Linked DNA regions of Homo sapiens: region 2 is linked to region 1. Evidence: read pairs that join two places in POLR2A ChIA-PET (ENCODE). Cell type or tissue: Caco-2. All regions are shown on one strand. Each heading gives the region's core, and the rest is flanking DNA. Links, peaks and the distances in the headings are about the cores only.

Region 1 (9,162 bases), core at 2,546-6,545:
TGCCTCTTCCCAGGGGTGTTGACCTTGGAAAAGTGACTCAGTCTCCTTGAATCTCATTTTCTTTACTTGTAAATGAGGGTAATTATATTTACCCAGCTGAATTCTAGGGTGGTGCTTTTCCAACTTTCTCTGGGGAACCACCAGGGATTTTTTTTTTTTAATTCATTTATTTATCTTTTTTTTTTTTTTTTTTTTTTTTTTTTTTTGAGACAGGGTCTTGCTCTGTCACCCAGGCTGGAGTACAGTGATGTGATCTTGGCTCACTGCAACCTCCACCTCCCAGGTTCAAGTGATTCTCCTCCCTCAGCCTCCCGAGTAGCTGGGACTATAGGTGCACGCCACCACACCTAGCTAATTTTTGTATTTTTAGTAGAGACGGGGTTTCACCATGTTGACCAGGCTCGTCTTGAACTGCTGACCTAAAGTGATCCACCTGCCTGGGTCTCCCAAAGTGCTGGGATTACAAGCTTGAGCCACCACACCCGGCCTATTTATTTTAATTTTTTATTTTTCAATCCGTGATGAACCAGTACAAGCATGCAGCTTGGGCCATATGCAACCTGAGTTCAACAGCACCCAAACTAGTCTAGACCCCATTCCAGAAGACAAGTCTGCTAGTCACATGCTTGAATGTTATTGCACTGTTAAAACACTAGAGAGGTTTCTAACATGTTGCTTTCAATTCTGTGTTTATTATTGTGAACTGGAAACGCGTAGTTCGCAGACTAGCATCAGTCCATGGACCAGATTCGAGCGACACTGCCTTAGTAGTCTTACGAAATCCAATCAAGGCAACTTATGGGGTAGGGCTTTGGGACTGAGGGTGTGCTTTATATGTAACTTGCATATGTGAACCGTGTTTATGGGATCATAATGTAATGCCGATCTCATGTTTCCTGAATGTTTGTAACTCTTTCTTTGTCTTCTCTGGTTATATTCTTGGGCTGACAATGTTTTCTGGTATGTCCTTTTCTCTTTGCTTGTGACTTGGCATTCTATTCTGCACTGGAACACAGTATGTCCGCATACAAAGGCTGCAGGTTTTAGAGTCAGGGTTGGAGCTAGAATTTGGGCTCTGATACTTTCTAGTGATGAGATGTTGGACAAATTGTTTGATTGTCCCTCAACTTCTGCATTAATTTAATTTAACTTAATTAATTTATTTTTTTGAGACAGGGTCTGGCTCTATCACCCAGGCTGGAGTGCAGTCATGATAACTTGGCTCACTGCAACCTCCACCTCCTGGGCTCAAGCCATCCTCCTACCTCAGCCTCCTGAGTAGCTGGGACTACAGATGTGTACCGCCACACCTGGGTAATTTAAAAATTTTTTTAGAGATGGGGTTTCACTTTGTTGCTCAGGCTGGTCTCCAACTCCTGAGCTCAAGTGATCAACCCACCTAGGCCTCCCAAAGTGCTGGGATCACAGGCTTGAGCCACTGCCCTCTTTTCTATTAACAGAGTGCTGATAATACCTAGCTGGTGGCTATTGTGAGAATTAAATGATTTAATGTGAAAAACCATGTCTTGTGTCTAGTAGGTACCCAGTAAAGCAGCTTGCTTTGCTCTTGTACTCTGATGACATTTTTGTCTGTCTTACATTCTGTGTGATTTGGAGGCTCAGGAAGTGGCACAGGCAGGCTAATAAACCATGGTGGCGGCAGCATCATAGATCGTGATGTCAGCATAGCCCCCATACTTTGCTGTTGCCCCAAGAGGAGCCAGAATCAAACACTATGGGTGAGCTAAGTGCTGAATCCCTTCTCTTTAATAGTGTCTCTACCTCAAGGGACCCCTGGAGCCCACACAGCCACAGAGTCCCAAAAGGTCCCTGCTGATGGGGCTCGGGCTATTGGGCACAGATGCTGTTCGGTGCCTGTCCTTTGCTTAGGGCATTCTTCCCAGCTGACAGAGCCCTGGTTTAGTCATGGAAGGTGTCTCTGTCTCCAGCTCAGGGGTGAATCTTGATTAGTTTAACCAGTAACTGCAATCCCATGTTCCCTTATCAGTAATGAATTTTGGGGTGGGTGTGTCTCTCAGTACGGCCTGAGACTTAAAGTCAAACTCCTAGGCTCAAGTGATCCTCCTTCCTCAGCCTCCTGAGTCGCTGGGACTACAGGCACACGGCACCACACCTGGCTGATTAAAAACAAAAAAAAAAGCCCGGGTGCGGTGGCTCACACCTGTAATCCTAGCACTTTGGGAGGCCCAGGTGGGCAGATCACGAGGTCAGGAGTTCGAGACCAGCCTGACCAACATGGCGAAACCCTGTCTCTACTAAAAATACGAAAATTAGCTGGGTATGGTGGCATGCGCCTGTAATCCCAGTTACTCAGGAGGCTGAGGCAGGAGAATCACTTGAACCCAGGAGGTGGAGATTGCAGTGAGCTGAGATTGTGCCACCGCACTCCAGGCTGGTGACAAGCTAAAACTCCATTTCAAAAAAAAAAAAAAATTAAAGCAGGGAGCTGATGGGAGGCACCTGGAAAAGGTTTCTTCTACTCTTACCACTAGAAGATTCAGGCTTTTTCTGCCTCTGGATGTTTTTCAATCCAGATGTGAGGTCTAGAACTGTGGCAGCCCTCTTGGGACCATGAGGGGAGCCAGTCTAAGAACAAAGTTGATATGTTGAGACATGGAAAAAACATGGATCCTAGATGAAGTTATTGAATCAGCTCTGAAGTCACTCCACCTCTGGCCTTTATGGTGTATAAATTGGACAAAATGAACTTGTAATCATTGTGCTAGCACTCCGTATCAAAATCCTCAAATAAAATGTGAGGAAATGGCTTTGCCGGTACTGTGCAATGCTGAAGGCAGAGTGATGTTTGAGAATTCCTGGGCATGGACTCTGCTTTCTTTCTGCAGTTGAGGAAATGGACTCATTCATGTTGTGTTTAAACATTCCCTTGAATAGAAGCCATAGATGTTAGAGTAAATTCTATTCTAGTGACATGAGCAACGAGTAAAAAAGAGCAGTGACATAGCCCTTTGAATCTCATTAGAAGCCTCACTAAGATGTGTGCTGTGATCTGCACCTGACTGACTGACGTGTTATTCTGAATTCAATAATATTCTCTACCTTTGAATAATTAAAACGGGGACTTACTATAATGGGTAAGGATGTGTAGGGGTGTGTGTGTGTGTGTGTGTGTGAGTGTGTGTGTGCCTCTTCTGTAACTCACCTGAAATCCCTGTAGTTGTTCTATTTGAGGTAATACATTTCCTAATAATTCTTCTTCTTTCTTCTTTCTTCTTTTTTGAGACAGGATCTTACTCTGTCACCCAGGCTAGAGTGCAGTGGTGCAATCATAGCTCACTGCAGCCTCAAACTCCTAGGCTCAAGTGATCCTCCCTCCTTAGCTTCCTGAGTTGCTGGGACTACAGGCACACGTCACCACACCCAGCTAATTAAAAAAATAAAAACACTTTGTGTGTGTGTGTGTGTGTTTAGAGCTGGGGTCTTGCAATGTTGCTCAGGCTGTCTCAAACTTCTATACTTTAGTGATTCCCCACCTCAGCCTCCCGAAGTGGTGGGATTGCAAGTGTGAGCCACCATGCCTGGCCTAAATTTCCTAATTCTTTAAGTCGCTTTAAGTTGAGTGGCTTATTCTTTGCTCTTGAAAACACCTTAATTGATATATGTTCCAACTGTGAGTGTTTGGCCAGTGGGTTCAGGGGTAACACTGGGGTTAGGGACACAAAAGCATATGCTTTCTAAATTTTGCTCTAAGTTTTCACAGTGAATCTGAGAGATCATGTTTGAAATAATCCAGTCCATTCTGCCCTTCATTCATTTGTTTGTTTGAACCTGTTGAGTGCTTCTCATGTGTCAACCACTGTGCCTGGCACTGGGAATGCATTGGAGAAGCGGTCTTGCCTTGGGAACATCATGATCTAATTGACAAACACTTTGGTGGCTCTGCCTGCTAAACTCTCTTACAGGATTCTCAATATCTTGGAAACCATTTATGTGTCCCTTCAAGATTTTTTTTTTTTTTTTTTTTTTTTTAGACAGAGTCTCACTCTGTTGCTTAGGCTGGAGTGCAGTGGCGCAATTGCGGCTTATTGCAACCTCTGCCTCCCGGGTTCAAGCGATTCTCCTGCCTCAGCCTCCCAAGTAACTGGGATTACAGGCACCTGCCACCACGCCCAGCTAATTTTTTGTATCTTTAGTAGAGATGGGGTTTCATCATGTTGGGCAGGCTGGTCTCGAACTCCTGACCTCAGGTGATCCACCTGCTTTGGCCTCCCAAAGTGCTGGAATTACAGGCATGAGCCACCGTGCCCGGCCCACTTCAAGATTTTTAATCCATCTGAGATGTGCCAGGGAAGGAGAGACTTGTTTCTGTTGTCATTAGAAAACCCAGGTTTGTGTGGCGCTGGTTTCAATAAATGTGTCCATCATGTTGGTCAGCAAGAACATCACGTTGGGAAGTGTAATAGCCATAGCTTTTCTTTACATGCTAAAACACAATAAATATTTACATTGGAGGCAGAAAGTAACCACATATTAAATATCTGGGTCTCAGATCATGGGTTATTGGTTTTCAAATGGGCATTTTTTTCAGCTTTATGATCCACCCTAGTGACAGTGGTGATACTTCTCTATACTTCTGTGCAGGTCCTGATGTGTATTCACTGGCTCTTGTGTCCTTATCTTATCTAAAGCATTGTAGAAGAGAACAAATACATCTAATCTTCAGGACAGTGCCTTTGCAGGTGGACAGGGATAGCATATCAAGCACTGAACACTTTGAGCCGGGGAGGCTTTGAGCTTGTGATGTCTTCAGGGAAATGAACATGTGACATGGGGGAATAAGTCTGTTTTTTTTTTAATTAATTAATTAATTAATTTTTTTTTGAGATGGAGTTTTGCTTTTGTCACCCAGGCTGGAGTGTAATGGCGCGATCTTGGATCACCACAACATCCGCCTCCCAGGTTCAACCGATTCTCCTGCCTCAGCCTCCCGAGTAGCTGGGATTACAGGCATGCACCAACACGCCCAGCTAATTATGTATTTTTAGTAGAGACGGGGTTTCTCCATGTTGGTCAGGCTGGTCTTGAGCTTCCGACCTCAGGTGATCCACCCACCTCGGCCTCCCAAAGTGCTGGAATTACAGGCGTGAGCCACCATGCCCGGCATAAGTCTGTTTTTTATACAACAAACGAATGACTAGCATCTCTGTGATAGCAGTAAGTCCCAGAACATGGGTCTTCTTCTTTTTTTTTTTTTTTTTTTTTGAGATGGAGTTTTGCTGTTGTTGCCCAGCTGGAGTGCAATGGCACGATCTCAACTCACTGCAACCTCCGCCTCCCGGGTTCAGGCGATTCTCCTGCCTCAGCCTCCCAAGTAGTTGGGATTATAGGTATGCACTACCATGCCTGGCTAATTTTTTATTTTTATTTTTTTTTAGTAGAGACAGGGTTTCACCATGTTGGTCAGGCTGGTCTTGAACTCTTGACCTCAGGTGATCTGCCCACCTCAGCCTTCCAAAGTCCTAGGATTACAGGCGTGAGCCACTGCACCCGGCCCAGTCTTCTTTTTCATCTCTCTGAAACTCGTGCTTTTGCTTCTTAGAGGAGAGCCCCACTTAGGACCTGGCCCTTTTTTCTCATCCTGCATGTTGCCCCTCAGAAAAGAATAATTGAACCAGGCACAAGAGAGAAGGGCTTTTGGTGGATGGAGGATGGCGGTTTTGGCAAAGTGTTCATTTTTCTTTTCTTCAAGCTCAGATGAGGAAACCCAGGTAGGTTGTGAGATGGTATGAAGTGTATGTATTCATCACGAGGGCCCCCACGGGGGCGGAAGGCAGGAGCTGAACTCCTCCCTGGTGTTCAGAGCTGGGGTTGATTGCATGGAGTGAGGATTCTTGGTAAGTGTAGAGTCCAGGCTCTACCCTTGATAATTGCTCCTTCTCTTCTTTGTAGCTTTTACTTGTATTGCTTCTACCACATCATAAACAGTTTATTATATTTCCATTCAATTAAACCCAGGTTTATTGAACTAGATTCAGCGATAGGTACAAGGGACATTGAAATGAATCAGACACTAGTCCTCGCGAGACTCATGAACTAGGGGGAGAGACTGACAGATTGACAGCCCAGAAAACTCAGTATCTAAGTGTCCCTATAAATAAGACACACAGGGGCTAAGAGAGCACAGAGATGGGGCTTCTCACCAGCCATGAGAGGTCATGACGACTTGGGGAACAGTTAGTTCAGTGTGACTGGAGCTGAGTGTCTGTCTTAGTTCAGGCTGCTATTAGCAAATTACTATGGACTGGGTGGCTTAGAAAACAGAGATTGATTTCTCACACTTTGGGGACTGAAAATCCAAGGTCAGGCTGCCAGCATGGTCAGGTTCTGCCACGGTTCCTCTTCCAGGTTGCAGACTACCAACTTTCTGTTGTAGCCTCTCACATGGCGAAGAGAGGGTGGGAGAGAGTTCTCTGGGTCCCCCCGATATTTTTTTGAGACAGTCTCTCTCTGACGCCCAGGCTGGAGTGCATTGGTGCTATCTCAGCTCACTGCAACCTCTGCCTCCTGGGTTCAAGCGATTCTTTGCCTCAGCTTCCCAAGTAGCTGGGACTACAGGCACACGCCACTGCCCTTGGCTAATTTTTGCAGTCACAGGGTTTTGCCATGTTGGCCAGGCTGGTCTCGAACTCCTGATCTCGTTATAATACTCCTTATAATGTAATGATGATTAGCATTATGTTTTTATTGTAATTGTCATTATGATTATTAAATTTATGCATCAAACATTTATCCTAGTTCTGAGCTGTGTACCTCTGAATCCAAGATCCCATTGTAACTTTACAACAGCTCTAGGAGGTTGGCATGATTCCTACAGCCCAAACATTCTGCAGCTTTTCATTCTGAATCTGGTCATTTTGCATAACTCCACATTGCCTGTTTATTGTAAAATCAACTTGTAAGGAAATAAAAAGCACAAGTAAAATAACCCTGGATCTATATGACTTCCACATCACCTGTTTGTTTTTACACCCTCCCTTCCTGTAGTGATCCACATGTGTTTAGATTTTGATTACAGGTATATGTTCATTTTTAAATATAGGTACAATCTGTATGATGTTATATCCTTCCTTTATCACTTAACATTATTTTCTATTCTATATTGCCATGTTTTTCCTTTTCTTTTCTTTTTCTTTCTTTTTTTTTTGAGACGGAGTTTCACTTTTGTTGCCCAGGTTGGAGTGCAATGGTGCAATCTTGGCTCACCGCAACATCTGCCTCCTGAGTTCAAGTGATTCTCCTGCCTCGGCCTCCTGAGTAGCTGGAATTACAGGCACCCACCACCATGCCCAGCTAATTTTTTGTATTTTTAGTAGAGAAGGGGTTTCACTATGTTGACCAGGCTGGTCTTGAACTCCTGACCTTGTGATCCACCCGCCTAGGCCTCCCAAAGTGCTGGGATTACAGGCATGAGCCACCACACCTGGCCTATATTGGGACATTTTTCTAATACTTTATAATTTTCTCTGGCTGTAGTAGCTACCTTGTGGATATGCCATTATTCACTCACTTAAAGACGGCTATTTTTTGAACATTTTAGATTATGGCGACTATCTATGTCTATGGTGTTTTGAAAATTTCTTCTGAGTTGACTTCTCGGAGTAAATTGTCAGGAGAGGAGTTATTAAATTAAAATGTAGTCAACATGTATTTGTTGAGCACCTGTTTGCTCCAGGCTATGCTCAGTAGCTGGAGGCACAGCTATGAATGGGACAAACATGACCCCAGTTCTCCTCAAGCTTTCATTGCTCTGGGGGAGACAGAGACCAAAGGGATAAGCAAATAAACAAACAAAATAATTATGGGCCTGGTGCAGTTGCTTACACCTGTAATCCCAGCACTTTGGGAGGCTGAGGCAAGAGGATCACTTAAGCCCAGGAGTTCAAGACCAGCCTGGGCAACATAGTGAGATCCTGTCTCTACAGAAGATTAAAAAATTAGCTGGGCATGGTGGTGAATATCTGTGGTCCCACCTACTTGGGAGGCTGAGGTGGGAGGACTGCTTGAGCCCATGAAGTCGAGGCTGCAGTGAACCATGTTCATGATACTGCACTCCAGCCTAGACAACAGAGCGAGACCCTGTCTCAAAACAAAAACAAAAATATACACAAAAACAAAAACAAAATCAAAATAATTATGCATTGTGATAGTGCTGTGAAAAGATAAACAAAGTGATGGGATAGAAAATAATGGGAGAGTCCACTTGGATAGCTTTCCTGGCAGCCACTCTGAGAAAGGGTCATTTGAGCTGAGACCCAGAGAATGAGAATGAACTGGCCATTCAGAGTGATCCGCCGAGAGAGAGTGCTCACGTGCAAAATGGGCACCTGAACATATGGAGTGGGCTTGATCTGTGAGCAGTGTACAGTATACAGACAGCCACACGTTTCAGTGTAATCACTTGCTCCAAAAATCTGGATTCTGTTTAGTGAAATTATTTAATTCTTCTCTCCTGACTCCTGTGTGGCCTCCTGATGCGTTTCTCTGTTTTCACTTTTGTCCTTCTTCAATCAATTTGCCACTCAGCAGCCAGCATAACTGTGTAAGCGTGCATCATGCATGAGCTGCAAGTTTGAGAAACCCCATAGTAACCCTGTCTCAAAATATTTAAAAAAAATAGCATTTAATGGCTTACATAGCTGAAAAGTCTGGATACATCTGGGTCCAAAGGGTCAAACTATAGCTCAGGACTTTCTCAGCTCTGCTTGCCTCTGGGAGTTACTCTTATGCATGCTGTCCCCCTGTTGTGGTAAGATGGGCACTAGCAGTTCAGTTTGCGTCTTTACCAACAGGTCTGGCTGAAGTCTTGTTTATTGGCCTGGTTGAGCGACATGCTGGGAGTGGGTTCGTGAATTGGTTGGGATGATGGAGAGGCGGGGGGAGGCAGTAATCAATTAGCCAAGCATGGATTTCTGGTACTGCAGAGGGAAGTCAATACCATCCAAATCTCATAGGATGAAAAGAAAATAGCATTCTACTGCAAGAAGAAGACGTGGAATGCTGGGCAGGCAAATGCAAGATGATCTCCATCATCATCTCCACCTCTGTCTTCATCTCCACTTACATTTACCTCTGTATCTACAGAGAGATTCTCCTCTCTCACTCATTACACTGTAGCCACAC
Region 2 (9,162 bases), core at 2,381-6,380, 860 kb after region 1:
CATAAAGTTTGCAGCCGAGACAAAGTAAGTTATTTAACTGATTTTATAGCAGTTCTGCCTTGCTTCTATTATACTAACAACTGGGCATTGTCCTCTTGGTGTAGCTGTAAGGGCTGTTATATGGTAAAGCAATTAATTATCTGCCTTTTGATATTTTCTCTTTGCTCTAGGAAGCCAAAATTGTTTTCTCTTTTTTTTTCAGTTCCACCTGTAAAGGAAATGTATGAAAAATTAGTTCTACTAGGAAATTCTATGATACCTAGACTGTAAAAAAAAATTTTATCTGGAATTTGCAAAATCTAGCATAATGTTTTACTATAGAACTAATGTGTCATCATTGGATCTAATCTGGCTGCCATTTATTTCTCTTCAGAGAAGCAGACTTGTTTCTTGTTCTCGATGAAATATGTCTTAAATTCTGAATGCACTGTGCTGTGTTGCATTCGTCATTACATAGCTACAGGGAATGAAAATGAAAACAACCAATTTTCTTAATTAAAGAGTTCTAGTAAGACAAGCATTGCTCTATGCACCACTTTTCATTTGTCTTGGCAAATAGTAACGACAATAATAACAATACTATGAATTTAGACAGTTCCTTTCTTCCAAGAAGTTCAAAGCTCTAATGCGTCATGAGAACAGACACACAGGTAGTAGTAAACTTGGAAAGGAGAAATAAATGTTATGTGTGCCATATTAAAACACAAAAACAAAACCACAATTTATTTGATGAATATTTTTTCTTCAGATGGATGCAGTATGGTGTGAGAAAGAAAAAGAAAAACACACAAAACTTAAGACGCAGATGTGTGTGAACCTCAGCCCTGCCACAAACTAGCTGGGGGTCCAGCCTTAAACAACTTTCAGCCTTGCTAAGTCTCAAGATTCTCACCTATAACAGAGAAATAGTGAATATCTGTCTCATATGATTATCATTGTGATAAAGTAAGTTATGTAAGGCACTTTATAGGTCACAAAGTCTCATAGCACAAATGTTACATTATTGTTTTCTTACAATGCAAGTAGAAAAAGTTTCAAGCAAGCTAACTTGCACAGCTGCACATCATCCCATCATTCTCCACAACCCATCCTCAGCTTTTATTCTCCAATTCTTGCACTGGTACCTGGAATGTTCATCAATCTTTATTGAAATGGGATGAATTAAATTCTACTAAATTTATATTCTTTACACAGATTCATAAAAACAACAGATATGGCAATATGATGTCCCATACCTTTTAATTCTAGGAGATCAGCTTTATAACCCACATGAACAGAGGCAGCTCCAAATTAACTTAACAGTAAGGATTTAGGAGGCTAAAAATTCTTCAAATGTCTTTAGAATTCAATAGAACACTTGCTTTTAAATTCAATTAATTGAGAATCTTTAATGTTTTTAAGATATATTTTAATCATTCAAGAATAAATAGGAATTTCAAAATAAATAGAAGTTGGTACTTATTTTCCCAACTCCCAAATACTTTTAGGCTATTAAACTCTCATCCCTTTGGGGAGAAAATAGTTTCGCAACAGAATTTCAACAAGGGAAAATTATCACCTGCAAGTGTACATCATATTACCACTAAAAAGGGCTTCCACATCTCTTGTTTTGTTCTGTTTTGTTTTGTTTTGTTTTGTTTGAAACCAAGTCTTGCTCTATCGCCCAGGCTGGAGTGCTGTGGCGCAATCTCGGCTCACTGCAACCTCAGCCTCCCTGGCTCAAGCGATTCTTGTGCCTCAGCCTCCCAAGTAGCTGCGATTACAGGTACCTGCCACCACGCCCAGCTAATTTTTATATTTTTAGTAGAGACATTTTAGTTTCACCACGTTGGCCAGGCTGGTCCTGAATTCCCGATCTAAGGTGATCCTCCTGCCCTGGACTCTCAAAGTTCTGGGATTACAGATGTAAGCCACCATACTGGCCTTCCACATCTCTTATCTAATTTGATCCTCATAGTAGTTTCCCATTCTACAGATGATGAGACTGAGTCATAGACCAATTATGTCACTTGATCATAAGCAATGAGGTTAGGACTAAAAACACAGTTCTTCATTGCCTGAAAATGATAATAACTCCAGGAATAGAAAAGTACCATGAAAGTACCCTCAGCTTTAAGCATTACACCAATAAATAAATGATTCGTTTGGCTGACTATATGAGCAAAGGAAGAGTAGCTTCACCAACACTGCCAACAAAAACTGAATAGCACAGCCAGCCTTTTGAACTTGGCCTACTCAGTACCTCAGACAAGGTCTGGGTGTAGGTTTAATAGTTATGGGTTGGTGGTGGAGGTTGATTAGGTTTTTTGGTTTGGTTTGGTTTTGATTTTGTTTTGTGGATTTGATTTTCTTTTCCCTAAAACTGAACTAACAATTATTTGACTAACTGACCAAATGAACTAGCGGTTTTGGCATCAAAAAGACATAACCTAAAAATAGAAAAGGAAACAAAGAAATAGAACAAGAAATAATGGGGTTAAGATGAAAATATAATGGACATTAAAATCAGACAGCAAAAAAGAAACAATAAGGAAATAAAGCACATAGATATTGCCCCTAAAGTAAGTATGTACTCCTAGAAAGCTGAAAAAAAGATAATTTTAAAGCATTTAATCACTTTTATACTTTTTACTTAATTGTTTTTGTTTCTTTGGGGAGGGGAAACAATGATAAAATGGAAAATAAATTTTAAATAATCACCCAAGATGCTGATATAAAATGTATTATTTATTTTATATTTAAACATTTCTAAATGACTTTAGGATGGATTACATATACTTTTTCCAAGTCCTTGATGAAAAGAGTAACTGCTTTGTGATTTATCTTTGTGTAAGTACAGTCTTCCACGTAGCAGATTTGTTTAGAATAAAATTCAGGCTGGTAGCAAATCCTTCCTGGGCTTCCCTGTGGCTCCTAGCACATTTCTCTGTGCAATGTCACAGAAAGAGCCAGACTGGAATAAGCAGCTCTCTCTTCCAAAGAAGCACTTATAAAAGTATATATACAACATGGACCGTCATGACTATCATCAGCCTTCCTACAAAAGATGCAAAACTTCCTTATAGAAAAATCTACCACACATTGAGAGCTTTGTGTTAGTCAGATACAATGCAAAGTCCTGAATATAATTTTTATTTTTATATAACCTTACAACAACCTCTGTGACTAGGTACTCATATTCTCACTTGACAGTGGAGGAAATTGAAACTAAAAGAAGTTCAGTAAGCAGCCTGTGATCAGAGGGCACACAAGTGTTGGAATTGGGATATAAACCCAAGTGTTCCAAGTTCCAAAGCCATTTTGGATGTGGTCACTGCTTTAGAAGCAAAGAGCATGGTCATGCCACTGTCATCTGCAGGCACACCACCAGGGCCAAAGTCCAACAATCCCGGATGTCAGTTTTCACAGAATTGGACTTGATCCTAGGAGAGAGCTTAGTGAGTTCCAAAGAATGGCAGATTGGCATGTACTTCAGAATAGTCATCTACTTTGTAATCACTCTCCCAGCATCATTTTAATGTCACTCCCTTCTCTATTTCTGCCTTTAGTTTTTATACTGAGAGGTTAACCCAAAATATACTGTGTTATCTTGCAGGGAGACAGTGTGGGAAGGCAGTAAGAACGTGCACTCACTCTGTGGAAAGTAATAAGGATAACAACAGTGACTAGCTATGAGGCACTGTCCTGGGGCGTCATTGATGCATTCTCTTCTAATCTTCAGCTATTCCATGGTGTATTTATCATCTCCTCACATAACAGATTAGGAACTTGAGCTCGGAGGAACTTCCGGAGTTTGGCTCCAGGCTCCTTCACTCACTCCCCGAATGACCTTGAGTAGCTTGGTCAAGCTACTCAACCTCCTGAAGCCTCAGTTTATCATCTATACCAAACTCATGGAACTACTGCAAATATATAGAGTAATCTTGACACACAAAGGCTGTTTGTCTTACTCTGTTCAATACATCTTTTCAACATCTAACAGAGTGCCTTAAAGTAGTAGTGAGGTAGGAGACCAGCAGGACTTTTTTTCCTAGTCCAGACAGGATGAAGTGGAAAAAACAGCCAGAACCAGCAGGTGGCGCTGAAAGAGATTGCTAGTTGCCCTCATTGCTCATTAGCATAATATATTCCCACCAGTGCCATGACAGTTTACAAATGCCATGGCAATGACCCGAAAGTTACCTCCTGTTTCCATGACAATGACTTCAAAGTTACTACTCCTCTTCTAGAAAGTTCTGCATAAACGACTCCTTGATTTGCATGTAATTAAAAATTAGTATAAATCCAGCTAGCCAATAGCACGAGTGCTAACTCTGGGCACATGGCCTTGAGTTAGCCATTATCCACAAAAAGCAACTCCAATTCAATAAGACATTGCTGTCTAACACCACTGGCTTGCCCTTTGGTTCTTTCCTGGGCAAGCCAAGAACCCTCCGCAGCTAAGCCCCAGTATTGGAGCTCACTTGCCTGCCTGCATCAGCAAAATTTGGTTATGGTTTAATTTGGTGTTGATATAGAGATTAGTTGATAGAAAGATGGAATGGTGTTGAAAGGATGATATGAAATGAACATCTGTGGATTAAATTCTCAGGAAGCAGGAGAGCCTGTCAGGCCTGTTGAAGAAGGAGCCCTGTGAACTGTGGCACTCATCTTCTCTGCCTTCAGCCTGCTTATCTGAGATACGAATTTAACTGCAGGTCGTTGGAGATAGGAGAGAGGAGGATGGAAGAGCTCCTCCCCCACTGACTTCCCTCCATTGGTTAAAGTGTAAAACTCCTCCATTGTATGACCCCATTATGCTTTCTCCACTTCATGTAGTAACATGACCTGCAAAACCTGATGTGTTGTCCATTCCAGACCAATAGCTTTCTATGCCTCAAACCCCCCTTGATCTTTCAAACCTCTGTTGATTCCACTCCCTCATTTAGAATGCCCTTCCATCATTTCTTCTTGCCAAACTTCCAGATCCTCCTAGAAGAACTCAAATGGCATTTCTTTTCAGGACCTTCTTGGATTTTAGCACAGTTAACTAGATCAACCCAGCACAGTCTACATGGTGTCACACTAGATATAAATGTATGCCCCATACAACACACTCGAGGAATTAATTTCGCCTTATTCCTCTCTGTATCCACAGCAGATGCCCCAGAGTCTGGCCCGGGATACTTCTTGTACAGCTGAAAAAAAATAAAATGGGGTGAGATCAGAGTTCCCTTAACCTTGACCTCCGCAGTAGACCATAAAGCAAGTATATGTTCCCCAGGGCGTCGACGCCTTTATCCTCGGCTCCCTTTCTGTTTCTGCTTTAAGTATTAACAAACTCAACACGGCTGTGGTTTGCCTTCCACGGCAATGGAAACTAGATTGGGTTAGAATTATTTTAATACTGAAAATAGGAAGAACACTGGTGAGTCATCCTCCTTAGTCACCATGGGGCCAAAGTTTAGGACAAACCAAGAGGGAACTCTGCCCTTAACCACATCTGAAATGGAAAATGTCCACTGGCTCTCATCCCCACCATCCTTTACCATGATTCTTGGACTGGGTTCCATAGGAAGTGTTATAGAGCTGTTTTCCATTGGCATCGAGGTGAAGCATGGGTGGAATGTACCACAGTGACGAAAAGGCAAGCAGTGAGGGTGCAACACAAGGTCCTAGAGTCACAGCCCTATTGTCAGCCGTCTTTTCCTGGTGTTTCTGTGGCCTGTCTCTAAAGGTACCAAATGCTTAGAAGGCTGAGTTGTAACCACCAACATTATTGTGTACACATATCTGTCCCCTTTCTCCTCGCAACAAGAGCAGAGAAACTCTAAAATTAAGACAAACGAATTGGTACACTCTCATGAGTTAACATGTATCTATTGAGGGCCTATTATGAGCCAGGAGTTAGGCATAGAGGATACCATGGTAAGCAAATATATCCACAGCCCCTACCATCATGGCAAATAGCATTGGCATGAGTAGAGTGAACCCTGGAACCAAATCGCCCATCTAACCTGATTATCAACTCTGCCATCTGTAATCCACAGAACCTTGAATAAATGGATTAGCCTCTCTATGCTTCAGTTTCCTCATCTGGAAAATGGGAAGGATAATAATAAATATCTACCTTTTAGAGTCATTATAAACACTAAATAACACATGTAAAGCTCCTGAAAAATAGTAAACTCTCAGTAAATTTTAGTCATTTGCATTTTAGTGAAGGACACAAACATTAACCAAAATGACATCGAAAGAAACCGACGTGATTATAAATGAGCTACAAGTGGTATGATAGTGAAGGTGAACACTAGGCATGCCTATATGAGACTGGTGATCAAAAAAGACTTCCCTGGGGAAGTATATTGAAAAGGTGGGGTAGGAGTTGTTTAAGGCAGAAGCTCTGCGGTGAAGAATACAGAACACATTCCAGAAACTGGAAAAGCAACGGAGCATCTCCCACAAGGTTTAAGGAGCCTGCTCCAACATGACATGAACAGATGAGCTCACATTGGATGGAAAGAGCACCCACACAGCACGCTCAGAGGGAGTCCGCAAAGGATGCACAGTTGGCCCAGGTGCAGGTCTCCATGCTCCTCTACAACACAGGGCCCAATTTTCCACCCTGGACTCTGAGTGGTTTGGAATTATCACTGGAACCCTTGCGCAAAAACTGTTCAATGCTATTTTAGTGTGTTAGAGTATCTGTATGTGTTTCACAGAGTAAGAGAAAGGCAGGCACCTGAGTAAGGAGGAAATAGTCTGATCTCACTCTCCCTGCCCATAATTGGCCACTCCTTGCCTATGGCCATCACTTTCCCTATGGGCCCCTGAGGGAGAGACTCACTCACAGACAACTCTACTCCAGTGTGTTATGGGACTTGAGGAGACCATTTTCCCCTTTGAGAACTGAGTTTTGAGGCCTGGCCCAGTAACTCACACCCATAATCCCAGCACTTCAGGAGGCTAAGGCAGGAGAATTGCTTGAGGCCAGGAGTTCAAGACCAGCCTGGGCAACATAGTGTGGCCCTGTATTTACTAAAAATAAAAAAAAAAAATTTGCTAGATATGATGGCACATGACCGTAGTACCAGATACTCCTGAGGCTAAGGCAGGAGGATGGTTTGAACCCAGAAATGGTGACTGCAGTGAGCTGTGATTGCACCATTGCACCCCTGTCTGGGTGACAGAGCAAGACCCTGTCTCAAAAAAGGAAATAATAAGAAGAAGAGGAAGAAGAATTGAATCAGGTAAAGTCAAAGACCTTGTGTAAAGCCCCAGTTCCATTCACTATTCGTGACACAGCCCACTTTCCCATTTTTCTACCTCTTCTGCTTTAGATTCACATATCGCCAGATGTGGAAACACCTTCATTTTACTTAGTGGATATGAGGTGAATAACGTGCCAAGATTGGAAGAGGGAGAGGAGGAGAGAGAGTTTGGGCTCCTAATCAGGATGGATCAGCTGAGGCCCTGTGCAAAATTAAAATGCGAGACCCCTTTCTTAAAAAGTTAAGAATTTCAAGATGGCAAAAACACAGCATTCAGTCAAACACAGAGCCCTCTGAGCACAGGCTCAGTGCAACTGCAGGGTCACACACCCATGTAGCCTCCTGGCTCTGGATCTAATGCCCTTTCCTCTGTTACCTGCTGACTTCTCCTTTCTCCTCATTCCCATTCCCAGCCTCCATAGATTCTAAGTAACAAAGAAATAAATGCTATGTTTAAGTTTGAAAGACTGATTGGATTTATGAGAGAAAACTATGCAATCTCTGGGGAAAAAATGAAAAACAATTGAAGAACATCATCTCTTTTAATTTTTTTTTTTTTTTACCCTCTTCAAAGTTCTCTTTACTTCCAAGAAACGGCCATGTGAGCAGAAAAAAAAAGGCCAGGATACAAAATTCAGTAGGTTGGAGATTTGGGAATAAATCACACATTGAATTTTCTAAATAAAAGTCAGCATGTCCCTATGTACAACAGAGAATACCCCGGGCCCCAGAGAACAGCTCTGGACAGTTCCTATTTCTGGATTCCTGAGTGGGTTACTAATAAAGACCATCCACATTCAACAAGACAAAGTGAGATGCGGTCAATACAAAGCCCTGCCATTAGGTGGGTCACAGCCCTGATGGAATCAGCCGAGCTGAAAAAGCCCAGGTTGAGAGGGGCCGGTTGACATGATGCTTGTCACAGGGCAAAGGTCTCACAGGCCTGGCAAATAAAGTTAAAGGTACCACAGCTGGCTATATCAACAAAGGTATAAAGGCCATGGCATGGAAGGTGAAATTCTGTTCTACGTGAGCATTAAGAATGCGGAGCTGTAGGTAGGATGTTCTCTGCTTTAAGTCCTTCATCATAAGTGGTAAAGGATAAGAACATGGAGAAGTGTTGTAGGTCAGGATGGAGGAAGATCTCAAAATGGCAGCACCCATGGAAGAAGCTCTTCATCTGAAGAAGAGCAATCTCAAGGAAGTCCTGGGCGGCTTTGAAAGGCTGTCAGGAGGAAGCTGGATTCAGCATATTCAGTGTAGCTCAGGAAATCAAGAGATGTGGGTGGGTGAGTGGTATACACAGGAAGACAGGACAGGGACCTGTTCCTGGAAGTGGACGCAATGGGCACCTGTCCATGCTATATCAAATGCAGAGTTCTGCTGGATGGGACCCCCGGGTCCTCTTCAAAGTCTATGAACTCCTGGGAATCAAACACAAGAAAAGAGAGGGGATGTCTTGAGTCTTGAGGTGACCTAGTTCACAATCAAAAGCAACATATCTTAATGATTTTATAGTATCAAGGATGATAAGGGGGAGGGGAGCACAACATCAAGAAAGGGTTAACTGGAAGAACACAGGTTGGACACTTTACAAATTGAGAGAAGAGGTGCCCAGACACTGCTGCGGGCACACGATAGGTACTTGCTAGGACCAGGGCCAGGACAGATTGTTGGCTTAACACCGAGTCATCCTCAGGTTACCTAAGGCCGGCCTGGAATGAGGGAGTGGTGGCTGTTCTCCAAAGACATTTGTGTTGACCAGTCTTGAGCACAGATAATCAGCAGCAGCAACTTTTGGCTGTGATAAGGAAGAAATTTTTAAAAAGCTGTCTGCGTGTCTGCATGTTTTTTTGTTTTGGTTTGGTTTGCTTTTTTGCAAAACCTGGGTCCTGTTGCCTTTTACAATCAT

Evidence for each region. ChIA-PET counts read pairs that join two places held together with the same protein. Peaks named below come from ENCODE experiments on the same cell type or tissue, not always from the same donor. Only the 100,000 strongest peaks of a DNase experiment are listed, where the experiment ranks them.
Region 2: POLR2A ChIA-PET joins it to region 1 with 5 read pairs; 3 of 35 experiments call an interaction of 5 or more read pairs at or near these places.

What each region holds. Positions count from the first base shown.
Region 1 is chr9:107,600,507-107,609,668 of GRCh38, forward strand. The region is part of intron 5 of LOC105376205 (a long non-coding RNA gene); the gene reads left to right. Among named protein-coding and RNA genes, the nearest start is that of KLF4, 120 kb to the left of the region's middle. In Caco-2, for the core only: no CTCF peak of the experiment used is centred there; a DNase peak (open chromatin) is centred at 4,745.
Region 2 is chr9:108,464,457-108,473,618 of GRCh38, forward strand. No RefSeq gene overlaps it. Among named protein-coding and RNA genes, the nearest start is that of ACTL7B, 390 kb to the right of the region's middle. In Caco-2, for the core only: a CTCF peak has its summit at 4,066 (motif pointing right); a DNase peak (open chromatin) is centred at 4,080; H3K27me3 peaks cover 121 bases.